Linked DNA regions of Homo sapiens: region 2 is linked to region 1. Evidence: read pairs that join two places in POLR2A ChIA-PET (ENCODE). Cell type or tissue: endothelial cell of umbilical vein. All regions are shown on one strand. Region 1 overlaps CUX1 (cut like homeobox 1). Region 2 overlaps CUX1 (cut like homeobox 1).

The links. ChIA-PET counts read pairs that join two places held together with the same protein. Peaks named below come from ENCODE experiments on the same cell type or tissue, not always from the same donor. Only the 100,000 strongest peaks of a DNase experiment are listed, where the experiment ranks them.
Region 2: POLR2A ChIA-PET joins it to region 1 with 6 read pairs; 4 of 35 experiments call an interaction of 5 or more read pairs at or near these places.

The regions. Positions count from the first base shown.
Region 1 is chr7:101,951,738-101,954,237 of GRCh38, reverse strand. The region is part of intron 2 of CUX1 (cut like homeobox 1); the gene reads right to left. Among named protein-coding and RNA genes, the nearest start is that of CUX1, 140 kb to the right of the region's middle. RefSeq lists enhancers at 915-1,209, 868-1,393, 550-1,749, 1,394-1,920. In endothelial cell of umbilical vein, no CTCF peak of the experiment used is centred here; a DNase peak (open chromatin) is centred at 1,047; H3K27ac peaks cover 1,740 bases.
Region 2 is chr7:102,183,957-102,186,456 of GRCh38, reverse strand. The region is part of intron 11 of CUX1 (cut like homeobox 1); the gene reads right to left. Among named protein-coding and RNA genes, the nearest start is that of SH2B2, 100 kb to the left of the region's middle. In endothelial cell of umbilical vein, no CTCF peak of the experiment used is centred here; no DNase peak of the experiment used is centred here.

The sequences.
Region 1 (2,500 bases):
GCTACACGTGTGCACCACTGTACCTGGCTAATTTTCACATTTTGTCATAGAGATGGGCTCTTGTTATGTTGCCCAGGATGGTCATAAACTCCTGTCTCAGGCGTCTCAGACACATAAACTCGTGTCTCAGGTGATCCTCCCGTCTCAGCCTCCTGAGTAGCTGGGACTACAGGTGTGCACCACCATGCCTGGCTGACTTAAAAAAATTTTTTTTGTAGAGATGGGGGTCTTGCTGTGTTACCCAGACCAGAGGGTTACAATTTGAAAAGATACTGAATTTACTTGGTCTTCCAGAACCAAGAGCCTAAGACATACAGACATGCTGCCCATAAAGAGAATTAAAAGGCAAATGTAAAACTCCAAGCCATAATTTCAACATCACAACGTGAGAAGTGAACAAATGCTTTTTTTTTTTTTGTGGATTTCCCAGAAGAAAACCCTTAAAAGCAAAGGCTGTGCTTCCCCTTCAACCCTCCAGTCGTGAGACAAAACAGACATCGCCAGGCCCGACTGTGTCCTGGCACGGGCCTGAGGCTCTGCTGATCCAGCGCCTTATCTATATTTGGTACGTGAGGTAAAGCAAGAACATCTTATTCCTCCGCCTTTAATAAGCCAGCTTAAGACATCATTACTCACCACCAGAGTGAACTCATTTTGAAACTCTGAAGATGGAGAGGCCACTCTTCGCATTTCTTACTAAAAGAGAAGTGGCTCCTCTCCCCTGATTCCTACAACAAGAGCTGCCACAAATACCTTTAAAAAGGGGCAAGGTAAATTCGCTCACCAACTCACCGTGTAATTTCATCAACGAGAAGGCCGAACAACAACACATAGGGAAGTGTTTTTCTTCTAATAAGTACCTTTCTCCAAGAAGCCACCAATTATGAGGGCCGGGAATGTATTTAAATGCTTCTTACCGCACCAAGTGGAAGATCAGCCACTTTTTATTTATTACTTATTTGAAAGGGAGGGAGAATGAAGAGAATAAAATTTCCTTTTCCTTCTCTAACAAGATGAGTCACAATTTCCAAACATTAATCAATCAGTGAGTCACAGTTGGGGGAGAAGAGGAAATGGCTGGGAGGCCTTCCACTGCAAGCTCTTCCCAGAACCGCAGAGAATCAGGAACCCCAGCGGGCTGACTCGACTTCCCCAGTTCCCCTCACACGTGAGGAGCGGGCAGGGCGGCCAGAAGCCAGGCTTCCTGGCCTCTGAGATGCTCCGAAGGGGTCCCTCTGCTCCTTCATTTACGGAACACACACACATTTCGGAGGTGTCTATTTCATGTTGTAAACAGACGGATAAAATGTCCCGACAGAGCCCATGTCCTCCTGGGAAAGGCAGACAATCAAGTCAGTGACCGCAGAGGACACACACGTGCCCTGCGCACCTATGCACACCCAGTGCAGGGGTGGAAAAGGCAACGGGCAGAGGCAAGGGGTGGGGACCTCCCAACACACCTCTGGGACCAGGTAAGCCCCGAGCTGAGACCAGCATGGCGCAGTGGGGGAGAAGGTGGCGGCAGAAAAGGGAGTGAGCCACACAGGACCACATTTGTGCAAATGCGTGGGTGGGAGAAACAATGGCACGTTTGGAACCCACAGGTGGTTCGGCATCAGTACCAAGTCCACCAGATGAGGGAGGGACACTGGCCAGAGACCAGATGACAAAGGGCCACTGATCCCTGCGAATGAGGTCAACATGTTCTGAAAGGTACTCGGGGTTCCGTAGCAGGGTTCTCAGGCCTTAACCAGGAGAGCTGGTGAAGGCACAGGCGGCTGGGCCTGCCCGCGTATTTTCTGATTCAGCAGGTCTGGAGTAGACCCGAGAATCTGTACTTTTAATTTATTTATTACTGAAACAGGGTCTCGCTCTGTCACCCAGGCTGGAGTGCAGTGGCGCAATCACGGCTCACTGCAGCTCCAACCTTCCAGGTCTCAAGCAATCCTCAAGTCTACTGAGTAGCTGGGAATACAGGCATATGCTACCACGCCTAGCTAATTTTTGTATTTTTTTTTGTAGAGACGGGGTCTCGCTATGTTGCCCAGGCTGGTCTTGAACTCCTCAAACAATCCTTCCACCTTGGCCTCTCAAAGTATTGGGATTATAGGTGTGAGCCACTACGCCTGGTCAGAATCTGCAATTCTAACAAGTCCCCAGGTCCTGTGATGCTGCTGGCCTGGGCCACACCTTGACAGCCACTGCTCTACAGGACAGGAGTTCAAATGGGCCTGATTGTCTTTTTAGATAAAGTTTTATCGGCATACAGCCACGCCCACCATTTTTGTATTATCTATGGCTACTTTACAGCAGAGTTGAGTCTTTGTAACAGACCATATGGCCCTGCCGAAACCTACAGTATTTTACCATCTGGTTCTTTACAGTAAACAGTTTGCCAATCCCTGCTGTAGGCTAATGAGAATGGGTGATAAGAAAAATGCAGTGGCCCATACCTGTAATCCCAGCACTTCGGGAGGCCGATGCGGGCGGATCACAAGGT
Region 2 (2,500 bases), 230 kb before region 1:
GTTTTGCTGAGAGCTAAACAGCTTCCATTGAGGGTTCTGCCATCTACCTAGGGGCAGTTGAACTAGGAAGTCCCCAAGATCTCTTCTGTAAACCTTCTATGACGTTTTCTGTCTTGGGCAGACAAGCTGGATGGAGCCTAGGGGAGGCTGCTTGGCGACGCTTCTCCCAACTGCCGGAGCGCCTGTAACCTGGTCCCATGGATGTCTCCATTCTAGTGACCCTGCTGTGAGTGCCACATCTCAAAACCTGCAGACGCAGGGCTCCCATTGACTTCCAATGCTGAAAATGCCCAGTGTGGAAAAAAGACTAACTGTCCTCAGTGCGGTTCTTCGATCAGAAACTCCTTGTTGGGTTCCCAGAAAGCCTGGTTTCGAAGACTCTGACCCTGGGACGGGCGACAGGCACGCCAGTTTCCCAATGTCTCTGAAGACGCACTCCTCCTGTCAGGTCACGCTACCGCTGGCCGCGTGGTATGCTAGACCTGCGCTTATTCCTAGCATTTCATACGCTATCTGATTTCATGATTGCAAAACTTTTGCAGATGGGTCTGACTACCCAAAGAAAGAAAAAAATCTCTGGGGTCCTACAGTGCAGATCTTGACAGAGCTGAGGCCGGTCCTACGTGCCTGCAGGGAGGAAGTGAGATGCCGGAGAGGCCAGGATGAGCCGGGGGCTCTCTGCAAACCTGGACTCCAGAGTCCGACAGATCCTGGCTCCACCACGTACTTGCAGGGTGAACCTAGATAAGACTCAACATCTTGGGTCAGGTGTGGTAGCTCGCTTGAGCATAGGAGTTCAAGATAAGCACGACAACATAGCAAGACCCCGTCTCTACCAAAAAAAAAAAACAAAAAAAAAACCCCAAAACATTAGCTGGGTGTGTTAGCATGTGCCGGCAGTCCCAGCTACTCAGGAGGCTGGGGCAGGAGGATCACTTGAGTCTGGGAGGTGGAGGCTCCAGTGAGCTGTGATGGTGCCACTCCACCCCAGGCAAAAGAGTGAGACCCTGTCTCTAAATACATAAATAAATCAACCAATCAACCAACCAACCAACCTACCCACCCAGACTTGACTTCTCCAAGCCTCAGTTTCCTTATCTATAAAATGGGGATCATGTTTATATGTTACAGTGCTTTGATGAGGATTAAAAAAATATTGGGTACTTAGAGCTTAGTACAGTGTGGGCACATGGCAAAGTGCTCTGTAAATGGTGGTTAGCACTGTTACTGTCCTTGTTACTACAATTACTACATCCCTGCTAGGTGGGGTTGAATCTGGCTACATTGGATCTGAAGAGAGTCTCTGGTTCTGTTTCTCCAGGGGCTCTGTTCGTGAAGGTCTGCGGATCTCAGCCTGTCACCTCCCAGGGTCCCCGCTATTCTGTAGCAGAGCCACAGAGAAAGAGCACATGTGCCCTGGAGTGGCTCCCGCTGTCAAGGGTAACTTCATGTCCAAGGCTGTGGAAAGAGAATCTGGGAACTGGTCATCTTCCTGAAAAATGCACTTGTCTGGCTGGGTGCAGTGAGTCATGCCTTGAATCCCAGCACTTTGGGAGGCCGAGGCAGGAGGATTGCTTGAGCCTAGGAGTTCAAGACCAGCAGGGGCAACATAGAGAGACCCTGTCTCTACAAAAATTTAAAAATTAACTGGGTGTGGTGGTGCACACCTGTAGTTCCAGCTACTTGGGAGGCTAAAGTGGGAGGATCACTTGAGCCCTGGAGGTTGAGGCTGCAGTGAATTATGATCACGCCACTGTACTCCATCCTGGGGCAAAAGAGCAAGATCCTGTCTTTAAAAATAAAATAAAATAAAATGCATGAATCTAAGGAACACACGTGGGCTTTACACAGACAGGTAAGAAAAGGCCAAGTGTCAGAGACCTGGCTGCCAACCTGGTCCTACCCTAGCTGACTGTGACCTTGGATAACCTTAGCCTGTTTGGGCCTCACATTTCTCATCTGAAGAATGGGGAGATTCAGAATGAATATGGGTTTTCAAAGGACAGTGGTGAGATGTAGGATGATCAAGTGCCAATCAAACACGCCTGTTGTAATAATACGATGGAAAAGATACACGGAGCCCACATGGCTCCAGAAACCTAGCTGGTGCTCCCCAGCTGGGTCCTGAAATGCCAGAAGAATTGTCTATTTGAAGCTCTTAAAAGCCTGGCTAAGACTTAAATGATAATAAACTTTACAATGCCAACTATTTTGGCTTTAGCAAATTAGGTGTTTAATCTATAAACTATGTCTATCTACTGCAGGGCATGGTGTTTCACGCCTGTAACCCCAGCACTAGGGGAGACTGAGGTGGGAGGATCACTTGAGCCCAGGAGTTCGACACCAGCCTGGGCAACATAGCAAGACCCCATCTCTACAAAAGATATAAAAATTCGCCGGGTGTGGTGGCGTGTGCCTGTAGTCCCGACTACTTGGGAGGCTGAGGTGGGAGGATTCCTTGAGCCAGGGAGGTCGAGGCTACAGTGAGCTATGATGGTGC